4 separate regions of the Homo sapiens genome follow, and regions 1, 2 and 4 are each linked to region 3. A link is a contact called in ENCODE Hi-C or POLR2A ChIA-PET data. All regions are on one chromosome and are shown on one strand. Each heading gives the region's core, a stretch centred on a gene start or an enhancer-like site at or near the end of the contact. The rest is flanking DNA. Distances are from core to core; before and after follow the strand shown.

The links. Hi-C counts contacts between places; a loop is a spot of excess contacts on that map. ChIA-PET counts read pairs that join two places held with the same protein, here RNA polymerase II (POLR2A). Pooled maps may share reads with other maps.
Region 1: a map of PC-9 shows a loop between it and region 3 (10-fold over the local background). The contact joins the enhancer-like site here to the promoter of LINC02205 in region 3. A Hi-C loop is called at or near these places in 1 of 168 maps with a recorded cell type or tissue (PC-9) and 1 of 50 pooled maps. POLR2A ChIA-PET finds 5 or more read pairs at or near these places in 1 of 52 experiments (PC-9).
Region 2: a loop to region 3 is called in a map of PC-3, with 5 times the contacts of the local background. The contact joins the promoter of PCAT29 here to the promoter of LINC02205 in region 3. A Hi-C loop is called at or near these places in 2 of 168 maps with a recorded cell type or tissue (Caco-2 and PC-3) and 1 of 50 pooled maps.
Region 4: a map with no recorded cell type shows a loop between it and region 3 (11-fold over the local background). The contact joins the enhancer-like site here to the promoter of LINC02205 in region 3. A Hi-C loop is called at or near these places in 10 of 37 single-sample maps with no recorded cell type and 2 of 50 pooled maps. POLR2A ChIA-PET finds 5 or more read pairs at or near these places in 2 of 52 experiments (PC-9 and activated B cell).

The regions. Positions count from the first base shown.
Region 1 is chr15:71,291,336-71,297,611 of GRCh38, forward strand. All of the region lies in intron 6 of THSD4 (thrombospondin type 1 domain containing 4), which reads left to right. It overlaps LOC124903520 (a long non-coding RNA gene), which reads right to left. Exons shown (of 2, transcript XR_007064700.1): 1 at 3,824-6,276; 2 at 1-3,584. LOC124903521 (a long non-coding RNA gene) reads left to right here. Exons shown (of 2, transcript XR_007064701.1): 2 at 1-468. Among named protein-coding and RNA genes, the nearest start is that of THSD4-AS1, 110 kb to the left of the region's middle. RefSeq lists an enhancer at 3,526-4,725 and a silencer at 3,975-4,269. Within about 2 kb of position 3,801, at least 17 of the 41 ENCODE cell types and tissues checked have a DNase peak (open chromatin) inside an H3K27ac peak, as active enhancers do; they include PC-9, where a contact is called at or near this core.
Region 2 is chr15:69,588,050-69,594,001 of GRCh38, forward strand. PCAT29 (prostate cancer associated transcript 29) reads left to right here and starts at 4,151. Exons shown (of 4, transcript NR_126438.1): 1 at 4,151-4,264.
Region 3 is chr15:70,503,282-70,509,228 of GRCh38, forward strand. It overlaps LINC02205 (long intergenic non-protein coding RNA 2205), which reads right to left and starts at 2,647. Exons shown (of 2, transcript NR_146562.1): 1 at 2,628-2,647; 2 at 626-844. RefSeq lists enhancers at 213-738, 739-1,262, 776-915, 1,016-1,155, 2,536-2,585 and 1 more.
Region 4 is chr15:69,978,057-69,984,755 of GRCh38, forward strand. The region is part of intron 2 of LOC101929129 (a long non-coding RNA gene); the gene reads right to left. Among named protein-coding and RNA genes, the nearest start is that of MIR629, 98 kb to the right of the region's middle. RefSeq lists enhancers at 1,309-1,368, 2,199-2,258. Within about 2 kb of position 1,400, at least 3 of the 41 ENCODE cell types and tissues checked have a DNase peak (open chromatin) inside an H3K27ac peak, as active enhancers do.

The DNA.
Region 1 (6,276 bases), core at 2,551-5,050, 790 kb after region 3:
ATAAGGAACAGGCTCACATAGTTAGGGAGGCTGAGAAGTCCCAAGATCTACATTTGGCAAGTTGGAGACCCAGGAGAGTCGATGTTGTGTTCCAGTCTGAAAGCCTGAAGTCTTGAGACCCAGCCAATAATTCAGTTCAAGTCTGAAGGCAGGAAGAGACAAATTCCAACACAAGCAATCAGGCAGGAGGAGTTCCCTCTTACTTGAGGGAGGGTCAGCCTTTTTGTTCTATTCTGGCCTTAAGCTGATTGGATGATGCCCACCCACCTTGAGGAGGGCCGTCTGCTTTATTCAGTCTACTGATTCCAATGTTAATCTTGTCCAGAAACACCCTCAAAGACACACATATTATTACCAGAATAATGCTTGACCAAATATCTGGGCACCCTATGACCCAGTGAAGTTGACACATAAAATTAATCACTGCAATATCTTTCTGACATCTATCCATTTTTCTGAGTACTCAAACACATAACCTACCATTTGCATTTTGCTTTTTCTTGGAGGCCTCCTACCCTTAGTCTTCCACCCTCCTACTCCAGTCTGGACTAGTTGTGTTCTAGGCTGGGAGCATAGCTAGCATCCTCTATTGTGGTGGCCCCTGTCTACCACATCCTGCTTTCTTGGTTACTGAAAGCACATCCTCTAATAGCTTCTCAAGAAAGGGTGCGAGGGAAGTATTGTTTTAGCTTCTGCATATCTAAAATGTGTTGATTGCACCCTAGACTTGACATAATTAAACCAGTTTTGGAAATCAGTGTTGGAAATCATTTGTTTCTTAGAGTTCTGAAGGTATTCCACCATTGTCTTCCAGCATTCTGCTTGTGGTAAGACCAATGCCATCCTGATGCTCTTTGTTTTGTGTGTGATTGAATTTTGCCTCTGGATGCTTTTCAGGTCTTCGGTTGATTTCTGGCATTCCGGTACGTTGTGATGAGGTATCTCGGGGAGGGCCTTTGAATATCCATTGTCTCCTATGCATCCCTTTTGATGAACCCTTTCAAGGTAGAAACTCATGCTTGTGTAGTTTCTTCCAATATTTCTTTGATACTTTCCTTCTTTGTATATTCTCTGTTCTTTATTTCTGGAATGCTGTTTTGGACAGCATCTCAAATTTCCTTGTCTTTCCTATTTTCTGTTTTTATTTTTGGTTCTCCTTTCTGTGGTATTTGCTCGACTGTCTTCTAAATTCTCTGTTGAATTCTTTAATTTTTATGACCATGTAATTTCTAAGACCTTTCTAGTTTCTGATTATTTCCTTCACATAGCATTCTGTTCTTGTTTCATGGATGCACTATCTTAACATACTTTAATTAACATTCTTTAAGAATATAACAGGATTTTTTTTTTTTTTTTTTTGAGACGGAGTCTTGCTCTGTCGCCCAGGCTGGAGCACAGTGGTGCGATCTCAGCTCACTGCAAGCTCCGCCTCCCGGGTTCACACCATTCTCCTGCCTCAGCCTCCCGAGTAGCTGGGACTACAGGCACCCACCACCACGCCCGGCTGATTTTTTGTATTTTTAGTAGAGACAGGGTTTCACTGTGTTAGCCAGGATGGTCTTGATCTCCTGACCTTGTGATCCGCCCATCTTGGCCTCCCAAAGTGCTGGGATTACGGGCATGAGCCACCGCACCTGGCCAAATATAACAGGACTTTTGAAGTTCTTTTTATTTTCCCTGCCTATCCCCTCACCTCCAAGTTCTTTTTGTGTTTGTGTTAACCCTGCCTTTCTTGTCAGGGGCTTTCCCCAGATGGCTGTCAGCTTTTAGAGTATATCCATATTGGACAGGTCGAAAGTTCTACGTGCATGTGCTGCAGATGCCCTGTGCCGTGCAGCTCAGCATGCATAGGTGGGGTAGTTGGTTGATGAGCTTTTCTTTAGGAGAACAGATTTTGAGCTATCTTTTTTTGTTGGAACCCTGCACACAACTGTCATTATGTAGATGGTTTTCCTCTCAGGTGGTTGGTTTTCTCCAGAGAAGAACCCTTGAATCTCCTGCCTGTGGAGGTGGACGTGTGGTTGGTGTTCTGGGTGCCCCTTGCCCTGAGCTCTGTTCTCCATGGTGCCTGTTTCCTGGGTCTGCAGCCCCTTCTCAGTTTCTCTGAAGAGTAAACCTCTCCCCTGCTTGGGGAGGAGCATGGGGGTTACGTAGTAGCCTGGCTGCATAACATGGGCTTAGTAGCTCAGTTTTCCATCATGAACCAGAGCCTCATCTTTCATGGTTCCTGTGCCTCCGAGGGCTGGGCTACTGGGGTGTCTGTCAGTCCAGATGGCTTTGTTCTCAAGTTTCCTCCACAGTGGATATGAATGTTTGCAACTTACACTCAATTACAACGCTTTCCTCTACTTTTCTCCAAGTTTGCTGAAATCTTTATTTGTGGATATCTCCTCTCTTTTTGCTTTGTCCTCATAGGTTAAAACGTTTTAAAATTCCCTAACAGTAGGAAATTTAGTAGGGTTTTGGAAGGGAGAGGAGGTGTAAGATGGTCACTCTTCCATGTTTAACTGGAAGTGGAAAGTCTAGGCTTTTGCTTCAGGCCTGGGAGGTGCACATGAAACAGTCCCTCCCAGTGGCTGCCTGGGGGGTCCCTGAAGGGTGTGAGACCACCGTGAATCCTGGGGCAGGGCACTTGCAGTACATGTGCTATGTGTTTGCTAGTATTGTTTTAGATGTTTGATCTCCTAGCCTTTGCTTTTCTTTGTATTTTTCCTGCTTTAGTCCATTTCCCTTCTAGCTCCTTCTGTTCTCATTTATCTTCTGCTGCTGCTTGGAGTTACATTTTCAGCAAGTCTGTAACACCTCTCTGAACCAAAGGCTCTCAAGTTCATCTTTCTTTCTCCAAGCCTACGCCTGTGCTGCTGTCATGAGTGGCGAGCTTCTGTTTCTTCTGTCTTCTTGTCAGTCCCAAGTGCCCTTTTACAGAGAATGCCTGTTTTTCACTGTCTAGCTCAGTTACCAGGAGTCCCTGTGAATGACACCCACAGGTCCCTCAAAGAAGTCAGATTTCTCTTGGACCTGATAAAGCAAACAAAATGTGACCCAAGCAGGCTGAGTTGGACGGGTCCCTTCTTACCTTCGCCCTCTGCCATGTTGACATTCTTATCTGATGGCACAGGCTGGGAGTTCAGGATCCACTTAGATGGGGTCCGTTCAGGGGATACCAGCGTTCACATTTTTCCTTTTAAGAAAGGGTCTTGGCCTGAATGTTCCCCATCCGGACACAGGCTGCATGTCTCTGTGAGTGTCAAAGCTGCCATGACCATCTCGGTAACCTACTCTTACTCCACAATGTCTATATTCACTGCAGGGCTCTATGATTAGTCCATAATGTAAATGCCTGGCCCAAGACGTATGGCCTGAGTTTATCCAAGGCCCAAACGATTACCAAACATTCCTCTTAGATAGAAGACAGATTTCTTTCCCTTGGCAAAGATCTTCTACTAAGATATGTTACAGGATGTTTTACATTCTCTTGGTCTTATAATAACACCACGCCCAATCCAGTATTTGATGCGTCGGTGGTCACTCGGAAGGTTGTTATTTTAAAAATACTTATTGTTCTCAGTCTGCAGTTCTCACAGCTGTAAAAAAAAAAAAAAAAAATACAGTCTTGTTTCCACCTTTCCAGAGTTTTATGGCACCTGGGAACTGGGATCAAGCTGGGACTGGGTCCAAGATTGGGGTGGGTGAGTGGCGCTTGCGTCAGGGAATGTGAGTGCCCTGCAGGCTGGAAGGGATGCTCTGGTTGTAGCCTTAAGATAAACAGATTGGGCTGGACATCTGTGGTTTCAGATTAGGCAGGAAGGAAATCATCTCCTACCTGGATTACTCAATATCTTCCTTACTGGTCCTGCAGTGATCCTGGGAGGGTGATATGATCGGCTTTGTTTACAGATGGATGAACCAGATGAGTCCCTAGGAAGTGAAGTGACTGGCCCAGGATCACGATGAACTCTCAAGGCCAAGTTTGAACCCAGGCCTTCTGACTCCAAGCCTGTAGTCCTTTCACTGGCCTACAGCTGCTTCCTGAGCCCCTTTCCTGGTTCAGTCAGGCAAAACAAACCAGCTTCCTGCGAGTTAAGGGGGAAAAGGGTTTAATGGGGACTGACTCATTGAGATTGGCAGTCCCCTTTGGTTAATTTCATCAGGTCATCTCCTAGCGTTCCATTTCCTTTTGTGGAGACACAGATCAGAGGCAATCTGGCTCTGTATGAACTCACTTTGTGACTCTGGGTGAATCATTTCCCTCTCTGGGTTTCAGGTTCCTCATTGCACAGTAAGTATATTGGAATTCAGTGGTTCTCAAATCTGCTGGAACGTCAGAATCACCTGGGGACATTTTCTTTAAAAAAAAAAAGCCAGCTCTATTGAGTCACATTTTACAATCAATGAGTTTTAGTAAGTTTACCAAGTTGTGCAACTATCAGCATAAATCAGTATTAGAACATTTTTATCATGTCAGTAATATCCCCATCCACTCCCACTCCCTGCCCTAGGCAACAAGTAAGCTATGTACTTTCTGCCCCTGTAGATTTACCTTTTCTGGATGTTTCACATAAATAGAATCATGCACTGTGTGGTCTCTTGCATCTGGCTTCTGTTACTTAATATAACATACTTGAGGTTCATTAATACTGTAGCATGTATTGATAGCCTATTCCTTTCTATTGCTCAATAATATGGCAATTGTATGATATGTCACATGTTATTTATCTACTTATCAGTTGATGGATATTTGATCCAGTTGATGAGTCATGAATGATGCTGCTTAGAACATTCATGGACACATTTTTGTGAGGGCGTATGTTTTCATTTCTCTTGCGTATATACCTAGAAGTGGAATTACTGGGTCAAATGGTAACTCTTATGTGTAACTTTTCAGGAAATAGCCAAACTGTTTCCCAAAGTGTCTGTACCATTTTACATTCCCATCAACAATAGATAAGGGTTACCCTCTGGAGAGCTTTTTAAAAATTGTCATTTCTGTGCCCTACCCACCTGAGGTCTGGCATGGGGCCCAGGAATCTGCATTTTATGAGCTCCCCAGGTAATTCAGATACATCTGGTTCGTGGATATGTGTTTCGGCCCACTAAGACCGGATGACCTCTGAAGCCTCCCTAAGGCCTGTTGTCTCTATTAGTCTGTGCCTCTCGGGCAAGACGCACCTTCCTGCCAAGTCTCTCTGGGTGTTTGTCTTTGGATCAGAGAATCAGTACGCAGAGCAGGGCTGAGGGAGTTGGCCAAGCAGCGTGCATAACTCTGCGCAGCACCTGTCCTGCATTATCCTCCACACTGGCCAAGGCTTTGTGTCCCTGGCTTCATGGACATAAAATTTTATCACAGGTTTTTATGTGTTATCACATTGTAAAAGTGCCATAAAATCAAGGGTCCAGTTTTCAGTGCATCTGAAAACGTCGTATTCCTTTAAGTTATAATCTTGGTTGCAGTCATTTTGGTAACTTGTTGAGAAGCCTCATCCCGACCCTGCCATTTATTAGCTATAACTAGATTTTTAATTGCTCCGAGCCTCTGTTTTCTCATCTGCAAAATGAGATTAATAACATCGACATCATGAAGTCTCTTGAAAGGATTAAATGAGATAACCTGTGAAATGCTACTGTAATGGACCTCAGTGCTCTTTTCTTTCTTTTGGCTGTTTCTGCCCCATCCCTGCTTCCATTATTATACATCTTTTCATGAGCTTATTGCCCATTTATATGTCTTCTATTGTTTTTAATGAGGTGAAATTCACATAGCATAATATTAACCCATTTCCTTCACATCCTTGTTATTTATTTTTTTTTAATTATATCCATCCTAGTAGTGGGTGTGAAGTGGTATTCATTGTGGTTCTGATTTGCATTTCTTGAATGGCTAATGATGTTGAGCTTCTTTTCATGTTTTTGTGTGCTTATTGGCCATTCATATATCTTATTTGCAGAAAAATATTTATTCAAGTCCTTTGCTCTCCTCTTCTTTTTTTTGTTTGTTTGTTTGTTTGTTTGTTTGTTTCTGAGACGGAATCTCGCTCTGTAACCCAGACTGGAGTGCAGTGGCGCAATCTCAGCTCACTGCAACCTCTGCCTCCCAGGTTCAAGTGATTCTCCTGCCCCAGCCTCCTGAGTAGCTGGGATTACAGGCACGTGCCCCCATGCCTGGCTAATTTTTGTATTCTTAGTAGAGACAGGGTTTCACCATGTTGGTCAGGCTGGTCTTGAACTCCTGACCTTGTGATCCGCCTGCCTTGGCCTCCCAAAGTGCTGGGATTACAG
Region 2 (5,952 bases), core at 2,901-5,400, 910 kb before region 3:
CTTGTCTGGATCTCATGTAGCCTCTGGGCCTCAGCTGAGCTCTTACAGCCATGACTCCCAACCTTGACTTGGTTGAATCAATCCCCCTATGCTTCATTCTTACATCATCTGGGGCAGAGATTTCTGGTTCCTTCCTGACATCCATGATTACCTTCTTCTTTTGTAATAACTCCTGATTTAACGAGGAAGAAACATGTACAGTTAAAAGACCACATTTCACAGCCTTCCTGGCAGCTAGGACGTTGCTGAGTAAGCCTTCCAGGAAATTGAGAAGGAGTCAACTCCTTTTTTTCTCTTTGCATTTTGTTCTTTAGACCTTTCCTTCATTTTACCCAGAACACAAATGTGATGGCTGGAGCTACAGCACCTATTTTGGGCTTGTGTGCTAAGGATATGATTGCAGAAAGATAGGAAACCCTGAGGACTTTGTGGGAGCCATCGTTCCCACCCTGGGCTGCCCATTTCTAGACTTGTTTTATGGAAGAGATAAAGCCTTCATTTGTTTTCATCACTATAGTGGATTTCTGTTACTGGCAACCAAACCCAATCCCAGTTGATAGGGGACTCCTTGTAGTTCTGTCATAGTTCATGATAATTATGGTCAGAATCATTTAATGCCTCCCTCACTAAACTGTGTGCTCCGTGAGAGCAGGGACCCCATCTGCCTTGTTTACTTCTGTATCCCCAGCAACCAAAACAGTGCCTGCCACTGTTAGTGCCAGTAAATGCTTAGTAAATCTTTTGGGGTGATTATATCCCAGTGAATACTTGGTGGTCTAGCAGAAGTCCTAAGGGATCATTTGAGGAAAAAGTGGCTCTGATAGTGGCCTTCATACTAATTGTGACAGGCTGCCCCAGCTGCTAGCAACTACCTTTCCTTTCCTGGTAAGTTGGCTCCTCGATATCATCATTTAAAAATCAAATTTTTGATGGAGTGTGGTGGCTCATGCCTATAATCCCAACACTTTGGGAAGCCGAGGTGGGAGGATCACTTGAGGCCGGGAGTTTGAGACCAGCCTAGGCAACATAGTGAGACCTTGTCTCTTATTAAAAAAAAATCAGCTGGGCATGGTGGCATGTGCCTATAGTCCCAGCTACTTGGGAGGCTGAGGTGGCAGGATTGTTTGAACCCAGGAGTTGGAAGCTATCGTGAGCTGTGATTGTGCCACTGCCCTCCAATCTGGGCAACAGAGAGAGAGACCCTATCATACACAAAAAATAAAATAAAATAAAAATAAAATTTAAAAAACAGAATTTTAATTTTTTCCAATATGAAAGTCTCTTTCAGGATATTCTTTTATAACCTCACTACCTATAATAGCTGCTTAAAAATACACAAAGAACAAGTAGAACACACAGGAAAACCAACTTTTTTCTTTTCACTCTCAGTTCTATGCAGTTGCTTTTTTCACATAGGCCCACATAAAAACTTGCATCAACCCCCACTCTAATATCATACTAGAATTTTCCCACTTATTAAAAAGTTGGACTGAGTGATAATTTTTAGTGGAGAGACTGCAACTTGTTTCCCATCGAGGAGAATTACTTGGCCTGTTCCCTCTTCATTTTGTACTTTTTGTTTGAACGATGCTATCATGAACCTCTCTTTGTGCCCAAAGCTTTTTCTGTACTTAGGATTATTTTCTTAGATAGATTCTCAAAGTGGAATTATTTGATCAAGGGAGGTATACATGTTCCAGTGTCATTTTGCAAAACAGGAATCAATGCACAATTAAGGGAATCTTAAGGGAGAGACCCACTCATTTTTTCTTTTTCTTTGGGCTCAGTTTCCCTAGCTGTAAAACTGAGCAGGTCCAAACATAGAGAGCTCTAGCTTCCCTTACAGGTTCGAAGTTCTGCTGATGGTTCAGGAATGAGGCTTCTGAGATCTTTCAGGGCACAAAGTCGTAAGACGACCTGGGTTTGTCAGCCATTGCCTCTGGTTCACCCTCTTAAAAGCTGACCTTCACCATGGGGAAGTGGGTCATTGGAGCCTCCAAGCTGTCTTCCTGTGTTTTCCTCACAATAATACTCCTTCCCCAGCTGCCAGCAAGCTTATGCTCTAGTGCAACCCTAACCCTTCTAGAGAGGGTGGAAAGCTTCATATCCTAGAGTCTGAGGGATGTGAAGTTGGGGATTCACCTTTGAAAGCAGTAGCAAGAAGAGGGCAATGCTTAACCCAAAGGGACACCTTGAAACTAGAACATCAGACCCCACTGCAGGCCACTGAGGGACCTCAGCCCACATGGCACGTAAACTACTCGTGCACAGCTGGAGATACCATTTATGCTCTGTGGCGAGGCTTCTCGGCCTTCTCCTCCGTAAGATCATATTACTGCACTTATTTTCATCTCAGTGACCTGCCAGACTGTGAGCTCCTTGAGGACAGTGATTCCTCTGATGTGTCTGCATCTGAGACACAGCAGGTGCTCACTACTTATTTTAAGTGAGCAAGAGAAGGGAGATGCCCCGATGTGATGGGAAGAATTCATGGCGAGATGGGGAGGAGAGCCAGAGCTCAGACAGGAAAGAGTGGGAGGGAACAGCTGACGGTGGGAAAAGTCCTGGGATGCTCCTTTCTCTGATTCAAGACAACATAAACTGAACCAACTCCCAGTCCCTGCAGCCTGGCCCTTCTTGTGTGTGCAGCTTGTAGGCCCTGAGGTGGATGTTTAGGGAATGAGTCCTCAAAGCATATACGTTGGCAAGGGTGGCAGAGCGCTGTGGGAGAAGGAGAAGCATGTGCAGAAAGAGGAGGCCAGGGGACCTTATGGCTCCTTTGTCCATCCACAAAGCATTAGTTTATTTATTCACTCATTTTTTCATCCAATATTTTTTAGCATCTGCTATGTATTATGTTCTGTGTTAGGTGCTGGGTGTTCAAGGAGGTAAATGAGAGCTGTGGTCCCTGCAAAGGCCAAGAGCACTCTGAGGAAACATCAGTACCTGGGGAGGCAGTGTGTGGTACCCAGCGGAGTGTGTGATGGGTGATGGGCATGGGCGGAACACTCACACAGAAGTGGCAGCGTGCCACAGGGGTGGCTGCAGGGGTGGCCATGCCTGGGGAAACGCGACTGCCTGGTTTGTCAGTGGGCCCTGTAGGACAGCAGTGAGGCACCTCCCAGGCAGCTCTGCAAGTGGCACTCCAAAGGAGAGCTGGAGAATAGAGGAGGGAAAAATGGGAATTCCTTGAGTCATAATTGGGTAGAGCTTTAGAAGGGGTTGAAGGTCATAAGTGGGAAACATGAGCCTAGAAAATATTGCTTACACATGAAAAAATGGCAGGCAGGATCAAACAGCAAATTGCAACCTGACATGCATGCTAGGGTCATGTCTGTGAAAATTCTACCTTTGGGAGGTAATGTGCCAAAAGAAAAAAAAAAAGAGACAAGAGAGAAGACTGTTGATTGAATGATGGGGGTAAGCTTATGGGTGATTTGTTAGATGGTTTTAAATGTTTAATCTTATTATGTAGTAGCTATAATCTTATCATTACAGTAGTAATACTAAAATTGAGGAGTAGAACAATGATAGAGTTTGGGGGGATGAGAGATGTTTTCTTGAGATTCATTTCACATAGTAAAAGAAAACCCAATAAAAGTAAGATGGAATGAATCCCCTCTACATCTTCTTCTGTGACTGGGTCAGGCAGCTGTGAGCAGCTAAGAGAAGCCCTGATCTTACAGGTGATTCAGCTCCACTTCCACTTCTTTTTGGGACTCACTGGGGATTATTTGTTTCTCTTAATGGGCAACAATTAGCTAATACCCCACCACTACAAGCAAAGTAAAAACTGGGCCTGTGTTAACAGTTCTCTTTTTGATGGGGTCATTGGTGTAACAGATAACTTCTAGCTGCATTAGGACTGGTAGCACATCAACATTGCCTCTCTGTTGTGAAAGGAAAATAGAAACGGCTAAGTCAACCATATATAAAGGCTTATATTTGCTCTTCAAAAGTTTTTTTTTTTTTTCAACATATCTTTGCTGGGGTTGGGCCATAGCTTGATGGGTATTTGTTGAATGACTAATTATTGACTTATAGGCTAACAGCCTCCTTTGAAGTAGGCTGAGCAAACAAACCATTAAGTGGAACATGGTGTCTAGGTTACACAGCTCACTCATCTGCTAATCACTGGGGCACACTGCTGGTTATTATTACCTGAGACCCTGAAAGGAAGCACTAAAGAAATGAAGACAGAGGAATACCAGGAGAGAAAGGAGGTCCAGTTAGACCTAAAGGTGGGCAAGAAGAAGAAGAAGAGGTGAGATCCTCAGTATTGAACAAGTACAGTGCAGCACATAGGTGATGTCTTAATAGGGGTCTTGGTCAATAATTGTTTGGTTGCAAGAAATAGAAGTATTATAAATTTAACTCTCAGTAATAACAATGATTTCGTTGGAAGGCTATGAGGAATCTCACCGACTTCAAGGGCAGGGATGACAACCAGACCCGTGAGAGGCTCAGAGACTTTCCTAGCTTCTTGCCTGTGTTTCTCTGGGTGTTTTTTTTTTTTTTTTTTTCATCTCAGCTTATCTCAGTAGCTTTGTTTCATTCTTTTCTCTGCAGACTGGCTTTCTCTGTTTTGCCTTTTCTTTTTCTCCTTCTTTCTTTCCTTCCTTCTCTCTCTCTTTCTTTCTTTTTTTTTTTTTTTTTTTTTTTTTTTGACAGAGTTTTGCTCTTGTTGCCCAGGCTGGAGTGCAATGGCACAATCTTGGCTCAGCGCAACCTCTGTCTCGTGGGTTCCAAGCGATTCTCCTGCCTCAGCCTCCGGAGTAGCTGGGATTACAGGCATGCACTACCATGCCCGGCTAATTTTGTATTTTTGGTAGAGACGGAGTTTCTCCATGCTGGTAAGGCTGGTCTCGAACTCCCGACCTCAGGTGATCCACCCGTTTGGGCCTCCCAAAGTGCTGGGACTGCAGGCATGAGCCACCACACCCGGCTGTTCTGCCTTTTCTAGGTTTTAACTTGTTCACTTAAACTTGGACATGATCTCTCAGGTTATGGGCCCAATACCAAGAATCTAAGTCCAGAGACCCAGGAGACAGAATCTGATTGGTCAATGGCTAGCCAATGGGGTGCCTCCCCTCAGTCAGGAGTCCATTGCTGTTCCAACAGCTGCAGCCAGGGAGAGGTACGTGAATGTGGATAAACATGGTGGCAGGGACAGTTCCTGTGGGTGGTCAGAAAAGGAGGCACTGACTGAGCAGGCAGCACATTGGCTAACATGTCTGCTGTGGGGAAAACTGGAATGACTTGGCTGTTGGATAAAATACTCAACCACATGTAGAAAATGCCCACCATGTATTTTTAAAAATGAATAGCTTCTGAAGGTTGGAGTCCAGGCTGCCATAAGGGTCTACATAACACTTGATTTCCAAGGAGTTTCCCCCTCGTTTTCCAAGTCTTTGGAGAGAGCAGTTAGTAGAAAATGTTAATGGCCAATTTTAGCAAATGACCATTTTGGTACTCCCAGGCCACTAGGGCTGGCTAGAGCTAATTTTTAGAATGCCCCCTTGATGATCCTGGCAACTTGTTTCATATTGACCTGGAGACACGGCATGGGCCCAGATCCAAATGTACTGCTAAGCCTACATTTGCTGTACTTGTGGGCAAGGAAAAGCCACCCCAATTACTCCATGTGGATTTCTCGTCTCAGAATATTCCATGGCTTGTCTGGTCTCACTGCAGAACTGCGGGGTGTGGTTGGGCAGGTTGCACACGACTGTGCTCATGACTCCCCTTAGACTCACACGGGAGCCTTGATTCCACGCTGGTTGCACGGTTTCATTTCTGTGCCTCCAGGTTCTCCCTCTGGACTGTGAGCTCTGGGATGCAAGAGATGCGACTTCCTCTTCTATTGCTTGCCCAAGGGGCTTGTGTAGGCCTGGCCACTCGTTTCTCTCCCCGTTCCTTCTGTCCCTCCGAGAAGACACTCAGACCCTGCCA
Region 3 (5,947 bases), core at 1,397-3,896:
AAGGGGCCTTCCATTTGTCACCACTTTCAGAGTGGGCCTTTACATCCTCAGTATTCAAATGTAGAAACTGAGGCCCAAGGAGGTTAAAGAACCGAAGTCGCCCCATGTTTCATGCAGCAAGACCATCACAGGCCAGAAAGTAAGCCATTTCCACTCCCCAAACCGCCCCCCAAGCTGGGCAGAGCGCTCACTGTGCACCTTCTGTGCTCTCTGCAGACAGCAGAGTGCTGGATGCTGAGGCTCCTGTCTCAGGGGAGCTGATGGTGTGAAGGAAGGGGTTAGAATAATGTCGCTTCCTGCAAGAAGCTTCCTACAAGAGTCCCCTGGCTCCCTGGCCTGGGGCCAGGACTTGGTCACACCCTTTCCTCGCACCCTGTCCCTTTTCTTCACACCACAAATCACAGCCTGTCATTCTACATAGGGGGGGTTAACCAGGTGAAGCTTCTGTCCCTTTTCTAGAGTGTGCAGAGACCCAGTCTCTGCCCAGCACAGAGCCTGGCACAAGGAGACACCCATAAACAGCTGAATGAATGAATGCATGAAGGAACAAATGTTGAAGCAGGCAGTGAAGTGGGAGGGCAGAGAATAGAGAGAGGGGTACAAACGCAGCCGCCCAGGGAGAGCGTAGAAGAGAAAGGTTGCATTTATCTGTGGGCGGGGAAGACAAGCCATGGCGGGTATCCACAGCAGAGCTCACCCCCGAGACCAGCCCAGGGCCTCGCGGCTGCTCTTCTCTTAAACAGGCAGTGGAAGACAGGGGAGCGGGCTCCATTTCCACCGTGCTCCCAGCCTGCTGGAGACCTTGCTTGGGGGCCTTTGCTCCTCTGGGCCTCAGTTGCTTCTGCTGTAAACAGAGGATGGAGTTGTCTTTGTCAACCTTTGAAAACACTTCTATTTCTGAAACCTCACAGCTGGGCCCAGCCTGCAGCTCTCAGGGTTTCTTCCCTCAGCACCAAAAGCCCATCCCCTAAAGCCTTGAACCCCAGCAGGGAACACTGCCTCCAAGACAGCTGGGATAGGGGCTGACCCTGAAGTGGCCACGTGGTTCCCAAAACTTGTAAGAGTTCCCCTAAATTCCCCTGGGTCTACTTATGGCCCCAGGCCAGCTGTGCCTTACTCACAGCCACAAGGCCTGGCTCTGCTGAATCTCAGCTCTGTGGTCTTGGGCAAGTCACCATGAGCCTCAGTGTTCCCATCTGTGAGACAGGAGAGGAGCCTTATGCCAGCAACACCCCTCCCCAAAGTGACTGTGAGCTCCAGGTGGAATCAGTGAAGCTCTGCATGTAGAGGGAGGACATCAGGACCAGGGAGGAATGTGTCTTTGAGGTGGCCTCCCCTCTCCACCCCGTCTTGTTCCCATGAATGACACGCTGTGTCCTGGGGCCTTTCTTCTTTGTAATCCCAGTGTCACTGAGGGCAGCTGAAGTGCTGCTTCTTCCCAGAGCTGTGTCAATGTGGGGGTGGGGGAATCTCCTGAAAGCCAGATCAGCACCCTCTAACCTCAAGGTTCCTGGCAGTCATCAAGGGAGCGCCTGGGGACAGGAAGCACTGAGCTTCCTCCACCAGCTGCACACTCGGCCAGCTCCTGAGAGGCTCTGGGCTCAACAGAGCCCAACGTCCGGTGTGACCTGCAGAAGCTCCTCCCCCGATGCCAGCACCTGAACCTCGGGGTACTGCCTGGTGACGAGTGGCGGAGCTAAGATGCCAGCTCCAGAATGTTCCTCAGGGAACCTCTCACTGCACAGACAAGGGGGCATGAGCTACCCAGCGCCCCCCGGCGAGGCAGTCCCAGGCCCCGACATTTCAGCTGCATGTGGTGCCCCACAGGTGCCCATGAGGAGGAGCTGAGACTGCAGAGGGGAGCGGCCCGCTGGGTCCATCTGCCCACCTGCGGCACGGGGGCGTCTGACGGGCACCCCCACGGCACCCCAACACGGGGGCTTAGGGACTCCCACATCTCCATTATGAGGGCTCAGATTTGTGGGCCAAATTCAAGCCTGAAGCTTCTCTGTTATTTGGCTGCAAAAGAATTCCTGGTGGGAGTGAACACCACCCACCCCTAACAAGGTGTCAGCCCTTTACCTTCTAGCTCCTGCTGCTCCCAAACCCCAGAAAAACCCACTCTGATTTGGCCTTGAAAACCAGAACAGTGACCCTTGCTGGCAGCCAAATGTTTGCACCACAGGCTCTGACATCCAGGCGTCTTAGGGTTGTCTTAGACATCCAGACAGCAAGACAGGCAGTGGGCAGCAGACCAGAGGTGATTGAATGGCCAACTACACCCCATGTGAGAGCAAAGTCCATGAGGGATACCCCTCTCCCCAATTCTTCTGGGGCCTTCCCTCCCCATAACACTTCCATCTGCCCAGACAAGGGCTTCTGGTGCCAGGGGCAGCTCCCTTCTTATCCTTTATACTTGGCTGTTTGTGCAGACCACACAAAGATGAGTCATGCTGAAAGGCAGAACCTGCCCAGGGCTCCGTGAGTAATTTAGGCACTCACTCTACTTCTATTAAATCCCCTTCCCTTGAGGATATTAATGGGAAAGAAATCTGACTAAAGTAATTCACACTCAGGTGTAGCTGACTAATAGCACTATGCGGGTGGGGAGAGGTGGGGAGGATTACCTTTTAGGTGTCTTGCTAACCCCAGATAGAGGAAGAAATCTCAGGCAGTTGACCAACCCATGATATCAGCCCTGAAGGCAGCTTAAGAGAAAAGGCAGGGGGTTGCATTAGTTCCCCAACATCTCTGCCGGGAAAGGACCTCAAGATCCATTATGCATTTGTGAGGTTAATCACAGCATCATAGCTGCTCAGAGTCAGAAAGACCTCACAGGCCAGGCAGACCCCTGGGGTATGCAAATGTGTGCAAACTAACATCCAGATTGGCATTCATTATTCTGTGGTCACCAGCTGAGGGACTTCTGTGTGGAGCACAGCTACGCTGCTGGCAGGAGCCCTGATGTGGAGCAACAATATCCTACTGGAAATGCCCAGGGTGGCCTTGGAGAAACTCCAGAGGGGCACAGGGATTGGCCTGCTGGACCCAGCTCTGGAGGACCAGCCAGAGATGCACACACACTCACTCAAGATGAAGTGCAAGCCTGTGTGTTTTAGTAAAAGGCAAATCTGAAACCGCCTTTGCAAAAATCATAACTAAGGAAATTATGACAGTGAGAGAAACCTGACAGGGCTGACTCCATCTTGTCTCAAGCCTCACAAGTTGGCTCTCTTTGCTCATTCTTGGGCTTGGGCCAAGCTAACTCTGGGAGACATTTATAGTTTAAATAACAGCTCTTCCCAAAAGCTAACGTGTTCTTGTAAAACAAATAAAAGGCCACCAAGTTAGGATAAGAGGGGCTTGAATTCTAATTATTATCAGCTATTGTTCTGGAGGTCATAAGATTTACAACTTCTCCAATTACTCTTGAAGATAACATCACTGTTGTAGAACCTAACATTGGCCTTTTGAGATAACTTTTCAGTTTTTTGCATGTCTGGCAACCTGATGGCCCCAGCTGGACCTGCCAACCACTTCTGTGGCCCCCACCCAGGAACCGCCTCAGCATAAGAGGACAGCTTTGACTCCTTATGATTTCATCCCCAAGCCAACCAATCAGCACTCCTGACTCACTGTCCTCCTACCCACTAAATTATTCTTAAAAACACCGATCCCTGAATTCTCAGGGAGACTGATTTAAGTAATAATAAAACTCCAGTCTCCCGTACAGCCGGCTCTACATGAATTGAACTCTTTCTCTATTGCAACTCCCCTATCTTGATAAATTGGCTCTGTCTAGACAGCAGGCAAGATGAACCTGATGGGCAGTTACAAATCATGCAAAGATGATATGAAGCAAATTACAGGGGAATGACCACAAAACAATCACCATCTCTCCCTGCCTGGTAAGGGTCCTACAACCCTGACAGAGGCGGTATAGAGCGGCAAATCAGGGGGAAGGGATAGCCTCTCACCACACCCAAATGTCCTCCAGCACCATCCTCCTTGGTCTGTTGCCCAGCAGTGCTCTGGGCCAGATACCTGTGCTCGGCACTGAGGGGCACCCAGTGTGACTCAAGCAGAGTCTCTCCCCCAGAAGGGGTTACTGGAGCCACATGTCCAACCACCAGGTCAGGTGAGAACTGAAGCTCAGAACCTCCATGCCAGGATGGGTCTCCATCTGTCCATTATCCACTACTGTTGTGTAGACTGTGCAAAGATGAGTATCAGGCTGGGCGCCGTAGCTCATGCCTGCAATCCCAACACTTTGGGAGGCCAAGGTGGGTGAATCACTTGAGCCCAGGAGTTCAAGACCAGCCTGGGCAACAAGGAGAAACCCCACCTCTACAAAAAATACAGGCACACACAAAAAATTAGCAGGGTGTGGTGGCACGCACCTGTAGTCCCAGCAACTCAGGAGGCTGAGGTGGGAGGGTCTACTGAGCCTAGGAGGTTGAGGTTGCAGTGAGCTGTGATTGTGCCACTGCACTCCAGCCTAGGTGTCAAGATGAGACCCTGTCTCAAAAAAAAAAAAAAAAAAAAAAAGAAGAAAAGAAAAGAAAAGGAAAAGATGAGTAACAGCTCTCCAAGGCAGGGCTCACCCAGGGCCTCACAGATAACCACTCATGTTGAACAAACCTTGCCTCACCAGGCTCTTAAAAGTGAATTTCAACAGAGGGACAAGTGAATGGAATGAATAAATAAATATTTACCATGTAGTATGAGTCAGGCACAGCAAATAGGGTGTCTTGTTTACTCACAGTGGCCTTAGGAGGAAGGTATTAGCATCTCCAATGGACTATTGAGGAACTAAGACTCAAAAAGATTAAGTGCCTCACCACGTCACACAGCTAGAAATTGATATGACCTCCACATTCATGGAGAAGTGAGGGGAAGTGGAGGGAGCTAAGGTTAATGTGGGTGATGTCAGAGGTACTGGTGACTTGCAACTGCCCTCCCCCTCATCTGGCCCCTCCCACTTCCAGCATGCACTCTCTCACCCACCTCATGCCCCAGCACTCACACACAATTCATGCTGTAGAGCACAGTTGGGCAAGGCAAGTGGCAGCTTTGAGCTCCCTCTGGAAGGGGCAGGGGAGGGGGAAATCATGCCCTTAGAGGCCCCTCCCCAACCCCTCCCTCCCCACCCCCAATCTGCTGCAGCATCTGCCTCCCCAGTGTCAGCATCAAAGATTCATCAAAGCTGAAGCCCAGCAAAGTGTGTGCTTCACATCTCTAAATGTGCTTCTTCCCAATGAAAAATTCAGTGGAAAATGCAGGGAGTTAAAGAGGGGAGAAAAAAACAGATTTGAGAAGGAAACAGGGAAGGAAGAAGAGAAAAGAGAGCTGCCTCTGCACTGTGGTTCCACTGAATCCACCCACACTTACTGAGCATCTGCCTTATTTAGGGCACTGTACCAGGCACAGAGGTGCGACCGCCAAATACAGCCTCATAGGCTGCGCACTGCACAACTTTGGGGGAACCATTCCCAGAGATGCATTCTGGCTCCTGTCCAAATGGCGTGGGAGTCAGGAGGCCTGGGTGTCTGAGTCTGCTCCGCCACTCATTAGTCATCTAACATTCTTGAGTCTCAGATTTCTCACATCCAAGCCAGAGGTTCCAATACCCACCCCTCTCTTCTTCCAGTGCCCTGAGGAACATGTGCACAGGTTGTAAACTGTTGTGATAAAAAGAAAGTAGATAACTCATCCTACAGAGAAGCCCAAACAATGGGTTCAGGAAAAGAAGAGGAAGGGACCATTTCCAGTGGGGACAGTAGAGGGGGCTGCTTCCTGGAAGAGATCTTTGATCCCAGTTGTAAAGGATAAGGAGGAGTTCAGCAGACAAGCCACTGTGACAAATGAGCAGCTACTGCAGGTCCAGGCAGAGTGACAATGTGGGCAAACACCCAGATAGAGGAATGAACAACTTGGGCAGTGAAAG
Region 4 (6,699 bases), core at 150-2,649, 530 kb before region 3:
TTTATCTGGCAGTTCTACTTCCAGGAATTCATGTTAAAGAAACATATTCACATGTGAGTAAGAATGCATGTAAAAAGATGTTTATTTCAGCATTGTTTATAATAGCAAAAAAAATGGAAATAATATAAAGGCCCAAAGAAATTATGCATATCCATGATACAAAATGCTATTTATCATTGAAAAGGATCTACTGATGCAAAAATGTCCAAGATATATTACTTCAAAATAATAAAGTAGATTTATATATGATGGCACAGGAAGATCACAGGAAAGTATTTTAAGTGAAAAAAATAAATTTTAAGATGATCAATAAACCTACATATGCTTATTTATGTTTATACGTAGAGAAAAAATCATTTGGAAGGAAACACATCAAACTATTCACAATGGCTTCCTCTAGCAGCAATAAGAAGATGATGACTTCATTTTTTGTTTGTTTATATTTACTTTCTACATTTCTATATTGTTGAAAATGTTCACAAGTATGTATTCCATTTGTAATGCAAAGAAAGAGCAGAATTCTAGTGCTGTAAGAAACTTTGAAGATCACCACGGCCCAGAGAGAGAAGCCAATTTCTCGCTGTCATGCGGCCGGCCATTGGCTATCAGGCTGAAACCCTCTTGATGCCCAGTCCAGGCCGGCTTCAGCATCAGGGCAAGCTCTTTGGAAATCACAGAAGCCACAGAAGGCTGAGGAATTGATGATCTAACACAAAGGAAACTGCACCAGTCAGAGAGCAGAGATCAGCATGTGGGCCTGGCTCGGCCACCTACCTGCTGGGCTGGGCTTGAAGCAGGGGAGAGGCCTTTTCCAGCCCTTGTAGTACCCAAAGGAATGCCACCCTGAGGTCTCAGGTCAGGCCTCTGCTTAGCACGTGACCATCATGCTCCCCAGCAAGTCCCCCTCATTCCCCTCTGGCCCTGCCTTTACTATCCTCCCTGAGTGCCATGGACACAGCAGATGCACAATACAGGCAGCCTTGAATTCTACCAGGGAGGCTAGGAATGGCTGGGTGGCCTGTGGTCATGACCTGCCAGCAACTGGGTTGGAAGAGAGGACTTCTGAGCCCTGCAACTGACGCCATAGGGGCATGACTTTGCATTATCTGGAGCCAGTTTTTCCCTCCAGAAAATGGGCATAAGGGTGACCCATTCAAGCCATCATAAATAATGTACCACTTATAAAGCCAACCTCTCTAACTGTCCTGGGCTCATGTGACATTTTATCAAGAGCCCATCATGTCCTCAGTGTGTGTGGGTCCCAGAGGGGCAATCTCACTCCCCTCCCCTTCCAGTCACCCCTTACTGTCTCCTCCTAGAGCTGTGACCACCTGGGAAAACAGGACATGAATGCATGAAGCCACGGTGAGTCAGCAGATGGCGTGTCGTTCTGTCTGAGCATGGCAGGAGGTCAGAGAAGGGAAAGCCCCGAAGATGCCATTATGCAGAGCCCTGGCCTCCACCTCCCAGCAAGAGCTGGACCCAGCCTGCAAGCATGGCCAGCATGATTTCTGACGAAGCTCCCAACAGATGTGGCTTTCCAGATTCAGGTCTTTGCATTAGGGAAGAGGTGGGGAGGTATGTGAAGCAGTAAACAGAGATGCCGAAAGTTCTAAGTGCATAAAGTAAATATAAAGTAAATGTATATTTGGGAGAAAAGGTGAAATAGCTCTCTGAGTTTTCCTCTGATATGAAGCCTTTGCTTGAATCTTTAGACATGGTCTTTGTGTTTCACGTCCCGTGTTCTCAGAAGGACTTGGTGCTGTGTTTCTGTTGACATTCTTGCCCTGCCCCCACGATAGGGAGCTGGACAACCCATGTGACCTTGTTACACCAAGTAGGGTCTGTGGACCAGCAGCATCGGCATCTCCTGGGACCTTGTCAGAAACAGAGAATCTCAGACCCCACCCAGACCTACTGAATTTGAATTTGCATTTTTGCAAGGTCTCCAGGTGTTTCCGGCGCACAGTCATACTTGAGAAGCCGCCTGGCTCCAGGACGCAGGTTTCCCCTGGGGGTGTGCACTCATGCAATGGCAGGCATGTACCCTGACTTTAGGTGGTACAAGAGTGAACATTTACTATTTTCATGGGTTTTAACTTCAATGTCCCTTTATAGCAAATGGTGCATCATGTACAGAAATGGTAAGTTGACATAAATGGTGTATTTTAAAAGTGAGTCAATTCAAAGAAAACATTCCCTGACTAATAGTCTGGGGTGCTGAGAAATGACACCTTCAAAGGTGGGACAAGAATGGCTATTTCCAGAAGTGATGATCCAGTTTAGGCCCCTCAAGGAGGTAGGAATGAAGGGGCTGCTGCAGAGAGATGGGGGCTTGTCCAAGGCCAACAGTGGGAGTGTGGTGACGGAAGCGGACTGGAACTCAGCCCTGTCCAGGTCAGCAGCGCCCCTTCCTCCCTCTGCCCTGGTTGCACAGCTCGGCCTGAGGCTGGCTCTGCAGCCAGGGTGACGTCAGGAACTGGGACATCTGCAGGTGATACCATGCATATGCACAGAGTGCATGGCTGTTACTACAAACAAAGAGAATGTGTAGTCAGTGGAGCCCAAGGCTGAGCCATTTGGAGATGAACTGTCTCCCCTCCACCCAGGAACAACAGGGCACCCAACTCTTCATTCATGAATAAACATTGTAAGCTGCTCTGTGCAGGCTGAGAAGCCTAATGTTTTCTAGGTTTTCTAGATATGTTGGTGAGGTTTTGCAAACAGGAAATCTGAAGTTAGAAAGGAATTGGTCATTTACCTTCCCAGCCATCTCATGGACTTTGCTCAAATCTCTCAGATGGAGTCATTCACACACACACATACACACACACAAGCAACTTCACGATATGTTTAGGTTTTCTCTAAAGTTTTCTCAGCTGTGTTTGTACTCCCTGAGGTTTAGGGCTGTCGGTATCTGTTTTTTCACTTCTTCTACAGCACAGAATTGAGTAGTAAATTCTCTAGTCTCCTGTCCCCTTCCCATTGTCTTTTGCCTAGCTCCTTATCCTGGCATTCAAGGCTGCCATCGCTATGGCCTCAGTCTAACTTTCCAGGCTGTTTCCCATTGGTATCCTCTGCACACGATGTTCCAACCAAAATATGCCATGAGCCACATATATGAAGTTCAAGACCAGCCTGGGCAACAGGGCGAGACCCAGTCTCTATTAAAAAATAAAAATAAAAAAAGAGTAAACCACATGTGGTCAAACCATGCCCATGCTCTGCAACCTTCACACCTACTAGCTTTCCACAAAAGCTGTGCCTTTGCCTAGAATTTCCCTCCACCCTTGAAATTCTTCTCCCTTAGGGCCCAGCTTAAATGCCCTCTCCTCCAGGAAGCCTCTGAATTGTCCCCAAGCCCTTGAAACTCCCATAGTCCTCTATTGCTACCTCATTGTGACATTTAGAACAGGTCTTGAGTTTCAGCCTCCACAGCTGTAGGGGAGTGTTCCCTTTTCTCTGTGTTCCAGGCTGCCCAGCCCAGGCCTGGCTCATAGAAATCCCACCAGGTAAAATACTTTGGCCCTAGGTAAGTCCTGGGTTTGATTCCCAGCTTTGTTGGGACTACTAGTCAGGGTTGATGCTGGGTAAATTACCTAACCTATCTACTCAGCTATAAAATAGAAATATGAATCATGCCTTCATGGAGAAGGCATGATAGTAAAATGAGGCAGCGGGTACAATGTGCTTAACATTCTGCTTGGCACCTATTAAGTGTTTAATATATCATAGCTCTTATTCGTGTTATTGATAATAATAAAAGCAAACATTAAATGGATTGAAAGATAAAGTCATAAAATCTAGAACTGGATGGCCTCTGCAGGTGTCTGGGCCACTGGCCCATCCTGCCCACCTGCCCACAGGCCCCTTTGCCCTGCTGTGCCTCCCTCACATTCTGGCCCCAAAATGGTTGCTCCTGGCTGCTCCCTGAACCCAGGCCTGCCAGAAACCCTCTCCTTTTCCTTTACCCTGTGTCTCCAGTAAAGATCACAGGCATTTTAGGGGTCTGCAGTCTTCTTTGGGTTAAGAAGCAATGATCTGGTGCTAGCTCTCATTTTATGGGGAAGGAACCTGGCCTGGAGGGAAGGAGGTGTTTGCAAGGGAGGAGGTGCTCTCCAGGGAGGAGGTGCTCCCCAGGGAGGAGGTGATCACCAGGGAGAGGGTGCTCACCAGGGAGGGGGTGCTCACCATGGAGGAGGTGCTCCCCAGGGAGGAGGTGCTAACCAGGGAGGGGTTGCTCACCAGGGAGGGGGTGCTCACCAGGGAGGAGGTGCTCCCCAGGGAGGAGGTGCTTGCCAGGGAGGAGTCCTCGCTACCCCAGAGCCACGGCACTCAGACCAGCAGGGCTCTGCATTTTCCAGAGTGGCATTTCCCCCCTCTAGGTCTGGCACAGATGTGGCTGCTGAGAGCCTGCCTCACTTATTCCTGTTTTCAAAGAACAATGACCCTTTCCTCATCCATATCTTTCTTAACAAATGTACTTGTCTGAGAGAAGCATAACTTCCAAGTCTTCCTTCCCTGAATTGGGAAGAGACTTCAAGGAGAGCAAACTTTCCGAGGACCAGCCCTGGGGTCGAGCCTGAAATAGAATTCCCAGCAGGTAGTCAGCCCCTTCCTTTCCATGGAGGGGTCAAAGCCTGCTCAGGGCTATGCTCACAGGAGCCCCTCTGGGAATGAGCAGGGCACTTCCCCTCCTAGGTGTTGGGGTGACCCCACAGATGGGAGGGAGAGGGCTGGAGGCAGCTAAGACTCTGGAGAGGTGTGTCAGGCTGGAGTCAACTCTGAGGAGCAGAGGCAGGGTGGGACAGCCTGAGCCAAACACCAGGGACAAAAGACGAATTTATGTGAGCCAGCCTCCTTTGAAAGCGAGGAAGCAGGGAGACAGGTCAGTTGACAGCTATAGGAATACAGTAGAAGTCGGATTTCTCAAGAGCTTACAGTGAGCACCAGCTCCTCTAAACCTTGGAGCACCCCTAGGAGGGAGACTCTCATATCATCCCCACTCCACCGTTGCAGTCAAGGCAAGACACTGGTTCCATTTCAAATACCACTCAGCTCCACTTGGGAAAGACAAATACTAAGTCTGAAATAACGAAAAGCTGCCCAAGTGTTTGGTTGAGAGTGGGACAGGAGATGGGGTTTGGGGACCAGGAACGGCTGCACAAGCCCAACCTGAAATGCTTACCCCTAGAGTCACTCCTTTGGGTTAAAGTGACCCAAGGATAATTGAAGGAGGTAAACAGGAGAGGGAAAGCAAGCTCTTCTAGTTGCTTACCAGGAAAGTGATGACCAGACAAGCTGCCTGCCCTTGCCTAGCAGAGCTCTGGGACCCCCAGTTTAGGTCCAGGAACAAAAGGCAGGGTCTGGCTCCACAGAGTAGAGACTTCAAGAAAAACCTGGAGAGGCTTCCCAACAGAGAGGACCTGGCAGGTTTTCTTGTAAGCCAGTCAACCATCTAGCTTTTTTAACATCCCAAGGAATGCCCTTTATGAGCTTAGGATCAGCAGACAGGGTGAAGGTTAGAGCTGTCAGTTTACACGGTCCCCACAGGCTTTTACCGTGTATTGTACTATTTCAGCAGTGCCCCAATACAGGCAAAAGTTAATAAAGAAGCCAGATTTTAAGGGCAACCTTTTCCTCTGCTATGGCAGGCTGCATTTGAAGAAGTCTTGATCTTAGTATAGTAGGTTGACTGCTTGAATGGCCCAGACAGTTTGCACACATCCACCCCATATCCACAGCCATTGCCCCAGGACTTTGCAGTTCCTCTCACTAAAGAGGGGGAGACTACTTCCCCACCCTTAAGTCTGGATTAGGCCAATAGAATGTTGCAGAAATGACATGACAGTGAGTCATTTTCCAGCGCGAGCCTCAGGGACTTTTTCCTCTATAACCGGCATGAGAAGCTGCCCAAGGTAGGCTGCTGAGGATGAGGAGCAGAATCCATCACCCTGCTGCCCAGGTGGAGCCACACTAGCTCGGCCAAAAGCCAGCCAACCCCAGGCATGTTCAAGAACCCAGCCTAGAGGAGCAAAGCTGCTGGTCTACCTGCAGCTGAGCCCGCACATGCAAGCCATAGACAGTTATTATGTGCCTTTGAGGTTGTGTGGTTGTTTGGAATGCAGTGTTATGGTGGCAATAGGTAACATACGGTTAGTCCACTTATTTTCATCTGATAGTTGACCGTGAGTAGTTGTGTCCCTGACTGTCTTCCATCCCAAGTATAAATTTCTAAGAAAATGTAGCCAAAAAGTACTTGGAGAGAAAAAGCTATTTGTTGGCTTCTGAATTTTAAATTAAGGCTAAGATACATTTTCCCCATTCAGAGAAAATATATGACCTAAAGAATCAATTATTACACTTATTAAACATTTTTAAAATAAATCAATTGGACTTCCAGCTCATCTCTGCTTTCTCTCAAAACTTTTACTTAAATTATAGTCAGGAAGTTTAAAGAAAGATAAACTCCAAAAAGAGATTGGGAGAATAAAAGAGAAGATGGCAAATGAGGTTTTAAGAAAATTTTGGGAAATAAGAAACAGAGGGACAACAGATGAATGACTTCCATTTCAGCTTTGTCTCTCTACAAGTACCAGTAAGGGCTAAACTAGAAGAAGCAAGCCAATTTACGCATCAAAATTCTAGAAAGTCTCCGGAGTTGGAAACACCAGGCACTCCTGAAGGCAGTGGTGCTGG